Regions from separate parts of the Homo sapiens genome. Here region 1 is linked to region 2. Evidence: chromatin contacts called from ENCODE Hi-C or POLR2A ChIA-PET data. All regions are on one chromosome and are shown on one strand. The core of a region is the stretch at or near the end of the contact, and the rest is flanking DNA. Distances in the headings are between cores, read along the strand shown.

Region 1 (4,048 bases), core at 166-2,665, 200 kb after region 2:
AATTTCCTTCCGGTCCTTTCCCTCCCCTTCCCCTCCCCTCCCTGCCTTCCTTTCCTTCCCCTCCCCCTCTCTTTCCCCTTCCTCTTCCCCTTCCCCTTCCCCCTCCCCCACCCCCTCCCCTTCGTTTCCCTTCCCCTTCCCCCTTCCCCTCTCCCTCCCCCTCCTTTCTTTTGCTTTCTTTGTTCCCAAATGAAAATAGATGGCCTAGGTTCCACGAGAGACGATTGGAGGAGAAGAAGTAAGAGCTTCAATTTGGTGGCTGCCAGAGACTCTGCCTGCTGCTCCCTTCTTCCCTGTGGCTGCATTCTTACCTAACTCTGGCTGTGGTCAAGAAAGAGCTTTGCTAGAGATCTGTGCTAATCATTCCTGAATTAAAATACCTCACAGAGGTCCCAGGGTGGGGAGTGGAGTGGGGCCATTTTCCCAGGACACCCATCAGTGGGTCCTAGCCTGCTCTGGATGGCATGTTTCCTCCAGGGCTGTTTTTGGGTCACCACGGTACCCTCCACAATGGGCCTTTCCTCCAGGTAACAGTTTCCTAAAGCTCAGTGTCTAAAGGTAGACGAGAGAATGAGGTTGTAAGTCTCCCCCCATCTCCGAAGGACAAGGTGAATTACATCACTTTGGGTAGAATGAGGGTATAATGTGGATTTTCATGTGGTTAAAATTTTGTTGGGTTTCTGAACAGTGAAGATAATAATAGAAGGATGCAAGTTTCCTGTGATAGAGAAGAATAGCACCAGGAGGTGGGTGAAAATCAGAGGGTCACAGGGACAGATGGAGCAGGGGTGGCTGCATGAACGTGTGCATCCCAGGGGCTAAGACAGTGGAAGAGAGTGGGTGTGACTGAAGCCAGCCCCGATGTCTGGAGAGAGGCTCTGCAGTATCTGGTCAGGTCTTGTTCTTTTAAACTGGACCATCCAAGATGACACCAGGAAGTTAGCCTTTGGTAAGAACGAATGTTGCCCAGCCTTGTTCCAGCCTTCCTCCTGGGTCTTCACTCCCTTGAGACTTCCTTTCCATCTCCTCGCTCATTCCTGGTCCCACAAGCTCCTGCCCTCTGTCTTCACATCCTGTGATGACCTCAGGTTCCTGCAGGACTGATCTCAGCTTGCCTAGCTTAGCCCACGACTGGCCCTTCAAACACGGTCAGCTCAGCAGGCCCAGGCTGGCAGAGAAAAGCCTGTGGCAGACAATAGTGTTTATTCTAGGCAGTTGTCCCAGATGGGTCACTCCCAGCTTACTCCACACCTGCTGCTGCTTGCTGTTTTTCCCAGGATCTGAATTCCTCCTCCCCAAGCACTGGCTAGGGGGCTCCCTCTCGCAGCCCTGCCCAGAGTCACTCAAGGGGCTGGACCATCCTCAGTCCTTTAGCTGAGAGAGGAGAATGTCATCAGCAGGCCAGACATGATTTACAGCTGTCCTCTCATTCGCTTCTGCTGCCCCAGGTAACAGAGGCTCCGGATCAGGGCCGTCGCTGGGCTCCACCCCAGCACTAACCGGCTCGGCCAGGTTTACCTCACCCCCTTCAAAAAGGATGGTGTGAGGAATGCATGTCCTGCCCCAGGAAGACGGATCTGTTCAGGAAGAAGAGGACAAAGGGCAGGACTTCAAAGCAATTTGGGCCACAACACTGGGCTTCTGGCTCCTGTGTTGAGGGGAAGAGAGTGGGGAGAGGTCGGACCAGCATTCAACTCACAGGCTCTTCCCAGCTTCCATCCCCTTTGCCCTGGAGCTGCAGAATTTCCTGACCCTGGAGAAGGCACCTGCCAGTGCAAATCCCCAGCACAGGTTCTGGAAGCCATGCTGCTGTTTGCCCTGCACAGCCTGAGCCATGGCCCCTCTGCCTAGGGTGGGCTTCCGGGGGAATGAGGCCTCTGAGCTCCCCCCTGGGGCCTCCACCTCCCCACTTACTCAGCCACCCTTCACCTCCTCCCTCTCTTGTCTCATTGAGACCCCTTTCTTTCCTTTCCAGGGATGATTATTTTTCAATCACGTAGACTTGGAGATAAAGGAAGAGTAAGGGCAGAGAAAGGCTGGGGCATGAGCAGCTGAGGGCAGGGGTTAAGAAGGTGGCAGTAACAGAATAAAACCTGAGTCTGTCTTTAAACCTCCAGGCCTGAGGCCACGTTTGGAGGGTGGGGGTCTCACTTCAGTTTTTCTGTAAGTTTTTCTGAAAGTCTGATTATTCTGTTCCACCCACAGCAAGACGGGGAGCTTCAATCCCAGACGCTTGTGGCGATGGGAGTGGGGAGGAAGGATAGGACTTAGGAACTTCTTGCTGGGCATTTGCATCTGTCTATAAGGCGTGGTTATCCCATGTCTCATCTCAGCTTCCTGAAGATAGTGACTGTGACTTGGAGATCCAGGAGTTGGTGTGATGCAGTGGAGTTCCACTGCTTAGTGTCTGCATGGCTGTTAACAAGTCACCTAAGCTTAACGAGCTTCAGTTTCTTCCTCTGTAAAATACAAGCAATACTAACCTTATTTTATAGGGCTCTGAGGACTACATTGAAGAAACATTGAGGCTGGGCACAGTGGCTCACGCCTGTAATCCCAGCACTTTGGGAGGCTGAGGCGGGCAGATCATGAGGTCAGGAGATCGAGACCATCCTGGCTAACACGGCGAAACCCCGTCTCTACTAAAAATACAAAAAAAATTAGCCAGGTGGGTGACAGGCACCTGTAGTCCCAGCTACTCGGGAGGCTGAAGCAGGAGAAGGGCGTGAACCCGGGAGGTGGAGCTTGCAGTGAGCCGAGATCACGCCACTGCACTCCAGCCTGGGTGACAGAGCGAGACCCTGTCTCAAAAAAAAAAAAAAAAAACCACTGAAGCCCTGCCCACATTTTAGATACTTACTAAAAAGTAGCTATTATGATCATACTTCAGTTTCCTCGTTGGTAAATTAGGGGTAATAAAATACCCATCTCACTGAGTTGTTTTGAATATTAACCTAGTTAATATTTATAAGGTCCTTAGAAAGGTGCCTAGCACACAGTGAGCTCTGTGCAAGTGTTACTAAAGAAAATGAATCATCCTGTTCTTTTCCACAATACCTAGACGTTGCCTTGCCCAGGTAAGTGCTTTGTAAATATTGCTGAGATTAGTCCAATGCATATGCTAGAGCCAGGAAACAGACAAGGGTGGATACTCACAAGAGGAAGCTGGTGGTTAGGCTGAGTAGCATACTTCTGTTTCTCCCTTCTCCTTGTTTATTTTCCTATTACCGATTTCTCATTTCGGACCCTGCTGTGGTTTGAAAGTTTGTGTTCCCTCCAAAATTCACGTGAAAACTCAATCCCTAATGCAACAGTATTGAGAGGTGGGGCCTTGAGGAGGTGATTAGGCCATGGCAGCTCTGACCTCATGGACTGGATTCATTCCTTATTAAAGGGCTGGAGGGAACTAGCCCTTTTTGCCCTTCTGCCTTCCCACCGTATGAGGACCAGCAGAGACCAAGACACTGGGCCTGCTGGCACCTTGATCTTTCACCACCCAGCCTTCCATACTGTGAGAAATAAGTTTCTGTTGTTTGTAAACTACCCAGTCTCAGGTATTTTGTTATAGTAGCATAAATGAACTAAGACAGATCCATTTCTATTGGCTCTGTATTCTCTCTGCTCCATAATTCCTCTTCCAAAAAAGGAACAGAAACTGATTCCCAAAGGCCCCACATTTACTAAGAAAGAGTCCGAGCAGACACCATAGCTCTACCTACACCTTTTGTGTCTCTCTCCTAGTGTCCAGCTTCCATCTAAACTTTCTTTTGTGATCTCTGATTGAAAGACCCAGAGAGCTGGGCATGGTGGTACACACCTGTAATCCCAGCTACTCAGGAGGCTGAGGCAGCAGGATCCCTTGAGCCCAGTGCGCCATGATCACACCTGCGATTAGCCACTGTGCTCCAGCCTAGGCAGCAGAGTGAGACCCTGTCTCAAAAAACAAACGAGCAAACAAAACAAAAAGACCCAGTGGTTCCAATGAGTGCAGTGTCTAATCCTAATTAAGTACCTATTCATTAAATGTGTGTGAGGAATTGAAATGTAT
Region 2 (4,323 bases), core at 1,718-4,217:
TTCAGTCTGTGTTTATGTAAGTCTTGATAAATTTTAACTTTTTATAATATATTTGTGTATTTTATGGTAGTAAGCTATAAAATAGACTAGTATTTATATATATATTTTGCATTCATGACATACCTTTTTCTTAGTTTTTTTCCAGATTTCTAGGCTGCATGGTTCATCTGCAAGTTTTTTCAAATTGCTGCAAAACTCTAAAAAAATTTCCAATATATTTATTTTTTAAAATTCACATATGAGTGGACCCATACAGTTCAAACCCATGTTGTTCAAGGGTCAGCTGTACCTGAGATTTAAGTAGGGATCGCTATGTATTTAATGAATAAACAAACATTGTCTTCTCCCTGAAATATGGTGCTTAGTTTCAAAACTGAATTCGTCATCTTTCCTCACATATTCTCCTCCTCCTCCTGAATTCACAAAACAAACTGTACTACTATTCACCCAGCTGACCAACCTAATCGCCCTAGATTCTGCTACTTCTCCTCCTTTCCACACATGCTCTCTTTTTACATTTCCAGGCTCAAGGTCTCATTTTTCACCTTTGATTCTTTAGTCTCTCATGTCTGCTAACACTTATCTCTTACAGTCATCCCCTTTTTTCCTACTCCCCACTGCTAATTCCCTGGTTCTAGGCCCCCTTACATCTGGATAATTACAACAGTATTTCAAATGGTCTCTCTCCATCTCCATCACACATTGATCATGGTACTCCCTTCTCAAAATCCTGCAATACTTTCTCAGTTCTTACTAAGAAAGCAATTGATGGTCTCACTTATAAGAGGGAGCTGAACAATGAAAACACAAGCACCTTTGTCTGTACTATTTTTCCTTGGCTGAGGGTTCTTCACTTCTATCTCTGCATATCCAAATTCTATTCAATCTTCAATAAAGATGAAGACTTTTGAATGCCACAGGACATAATCTCTCTCACCACTGAATACCTACAAGCACTTTTATAACATTTATAACATTGTTTTTCTCTTAAACTTATTGGTATATTACTTGTTTTCTCTGAGGAAAGATTATCTGCTTCATCAGTGGTACTCACATAGGTGGCTAGCACATACAAGATATTCAATAAAACTATCCTAAGAGAACTGTGGGTTTTAATACACCCTATACATGTCTGAATATTAATGTATTTTATGCAGTACCTGAACTACATGTACAAAGACTATACACTATGAAGGACTGAACTATATTTGCCTGTAGAAATTTATGACAGCAACTCAGTGATTTAAATAATTTTCACTTCTCAATTTAATAATATTTCAGTCCTTCATCTATTAGAAATGGCAAACAGGATTTCCAAATCCCACATTTCTAAATTTCTTCCAAATCTATCTTTGGAGTTATTTTTCCTGTATTGAGTTCACTTTTCTATCACCATGGAAACCAATTACAATTAGTGTTGTTAGGATCTTTAAAAATACAACTCTATTCAGCAAGTCTTCAAATGTTCAGAAAAGTTCTTTCTCCATATGGAGAATGGAAATCAGTAGCATAGAGCAGGGTAAAAATATACCACCCACCCACAGAAGAAACCATTCACCAAAGCCTAATCAACGGATTGCAAATGGAACACGGAAAGAGTTCTTTTCTTTTATTCATCTTTTGTAGTTCTATAATGGCTGCAATTTCATGTGTCATACCTATGGGGTTTGTAAACAAGTTTTCTTTCACCTCACAGCCTGTGTAGCAGACGTGGAGACACAAAAAAATGATTTCTGTTGTATAATATTATGTGGTCCACCCACCCTACCTTCAACCTCCTAATATTTGACACTGAAAATACTACTTTAAAACTACTGAGTTCAGGACGCCAAGAGGAAGAATAATTCTACAGCAGAATTACATCTTACATGGTTAATAAGTGAAATAAGTTCTAATTCCAGCACATAAGGCGAAAATCAATAAAAGGCAAAATTACCCTTCAGATTTACCAGGAAAAAGCTAGAGACCTACAAGCATCTTAACAGACCTAAGAGTTTTTCTTCCCAGAATGGGAATAGAGCACTGTTTTCTCAGCTGAGTATCTGATAAAGTAACCGATGTGCTCATCTTTAAACACTAGAATCACCATCAGTTCACTGTGATGCCCATCATATGAAGAATACATGGAAAATGAGACCAAATAACACGACAGCAGAATCACAGCCCTCATCTTACTGATGCTCACTCAAGAACATATACTTGTCAGGAAACTGCTTCATACATATTTTCACATTTCAGCATGGTCAGGGCTTTCTAAGCAAAGAGCACTGGCACCTGGGCTAAGGGACTGAACTTAACCCAGTAACCCTAAAGATGGAGCCCTCTAGAGATAAAAGTTTTCTCTCTCCCCCAAGCCATGTTTACATTCCAGAGTGTTTGTGAAATACAGATCCTTGCTTCTTTTTCCCAGAGATTTTGTTTACATTTCAGAGCAAAGGTCTCTCTCTCTCTCCATCTCGAGAAAGGAGAATGGGCAGGAATGCCAGCTATCCTGTATAAGCTTCAAGTTTCATAAGTGCAGAGTTCTCTTGTGGTACCAAATCCCACTTGTAAACACAGGATATCTCTGGTTGTCACCATATCACTTTATGGAGAACCAGGGCCTAGGGAACCAACATAAGTTACTTTTCAAGTAAACAAGGGCTTAATTTCTGGTCCAGAGACTTGATGTTTCTGCTGGGGGAAAGGGAGGCTACAGAGAGACAGAGAAAGAGAGAGTGAGAATGTGTGTAGTGTGTCTGTAGTTGTGGGAAGCCAACTTGTTAGCTTACTAGTAGGAAAACATCTCAGACTCTTCACAGTTTCAGACTCAACAATACTATAAGTAAACTGCCTGTAAATTATGGCTGACTCCACTATAGATATATTTTTTCACAGTCCAACCACTTTTACACATCTAATTCTTGGACTGAATAATCTCAAACGAGATACAGTGAAAATCCAGTACTTAGATGACAGTGGAACTGATGACTCACTATCTGAACATTTCATTTCAAATTCTCTCCTGAAAGGACAATGATTTCCTTGTATAAGAGGGAGTATACTGCAGAACATGCAGAAAAGTAAGGCTAAGATTTTTATTTCTTTTGAGGAAAACTAAACTTTGTGGCCAGGGTGAGAATAAAATTAGCATGGGTTTTATTTCAAATGATTACACATGTAGTAACAGTACTTCTGTATAAGATTTTTTTAAACTGAAAATATGTACAAGTTAATTTTTCAAACTGCAAGTGTCTTAACAAAATGGGGAGAGATAACCTTTTCATTAATTTATTTTTATTAATGATGAAGGCTTAACTGATAGGAAGTACTCAGGTGAAGTCAGTATCCACTGCCTCAATCCTGACAACACTGTCCTTGGGTCATCAGGACAAGTATGACTTCCCACATTTTAAAGATGATTATTTGACTTTACCTAAGTGCTTCCCTAGAACTTCTGCCTTTCTCTAAAGCCCTTTAAAATGTACTGCACAATTATTATGTCATTTAATTCCCATAATACTTTATGATATAGTTAGAATAGATATATTTGTTTCTATTTTACAAATGAGGAAACTGACGACCAGAGACATTAAGAATTTACTTAAGATCACAATGGAAATTACTTAAGGTTACACTGCAGTATTATGTATCATACTTTTTAACCTTCAACTACATTAAAGATGCGAGATACTCTAGAACCATCATTTACTCCTTTTTGTTAAAGTATTAGTTGAGTCAGTCTATTCTTTTCTAGCAATACAAAAGAACATGCAGAATGGCTCTAGTGTCAGGCCGCCTTGATTCAAATACAGTCCACAAAACGGTTTAAGAACTTGAGTAAGTTCTTAAACTCTTTTTACCTAAATTTCTGTACCTGAAATTGTTGTGGAGCGTAATTGAGACAATGTGGAAACAGTATTTGATATAATGCCTGGCTCAGACAAAACATTCAATAAATATTGGCTTGTATTTTTATTGTAATTCTGATTACTACTTTTTAAATGAAACTTCAGGCTTTTAAAATTGTTTGCATTATTACCCCTCAATATTCCTACACTCAGGTCAAACTTTACTACTTCTTTCCGCCTTCCCAGCATCAAGGCAGAAATGCATGTAATGATAGAAAGCCATGACAGCATTTTCAAGTCCCTTGCAGGCAGCTTGCATATAGAAAGCTCGAGACACAGATATTAAATTCATACTTTTCCTATTCCTTATTTATACAAAAACCTGAACTCTACCATTCAGGTTAATTTAACTTAATGTTTTGTATGAAATTGGATAAAAAGAAACACATCAAGTGATAACTTCAGATAACCAGATGATAAAGAAAATACAAAT

The links. A loop is a pair of places that touch in the nucleus more often than their neighbours do. ChIA-PET counts read pairs that join two places held with the same protein, here RNA polymerase II (POLR2A).
Region 1: a map of Caco-2 shows a loop between it and region 2 (6-fold over the local background). The contact joins two enhancer-like sites. A Hi-C loop is called at or near these places in 18 of 168 maps with a recorded cell type or tissue (Caco-2, Calu3, GM23248 and 11 more) and 4 of 37 single-sample maps with no recorded cell type. POLR2A ChIA-PET finds 5 or more read pairs at or near these places in 4 of 52 experiments (OCI-LY7, PC-3, Panc1 and 1 more).

What each region holds. Positions count from the first base shown.
Region 1 is chr11:129,314,661-129,318,708 of GRCh38, forward strand. The region is part of intron 2 of LOC105369572 (a long non-coding RNA gene); the gene reads right to left. Among named protein-coding and RNA genes, the nearest start is that of BARX2, 59 kb to the right of the region's middle. RefSeq lists an enhancer at 1,020-1,525 and a silencer at 1,134-1,428. Within about 2 kb of position 1,416, at least 9 of the 41 ENCODE cell types and tissues checked have a DNase peak (open chromatin) inside an H3K27ac peak, as active enhancers do; they include PC-3, where a contact is called at or near this core.
Region 2 is chr11:129,113,429-129,117,751 of GRCh38, forward strand. The region is part of intron 5 of ARHGAP32 (Rho GTPase activating protein 32); the gene reads right to left. Among named protein-coding and RNA genes, the nearest start is that of ARHGAP32, 77 kb to the right of the region's middle. Within about 2 kb of position 2,968, at least 2 of the 41 ENCODE cell types and tissues checked have a DNase peak (open chromatin) inside an H3K27ac peak, as active enhancers do; they include PC-3, where a contact is called at or near this core.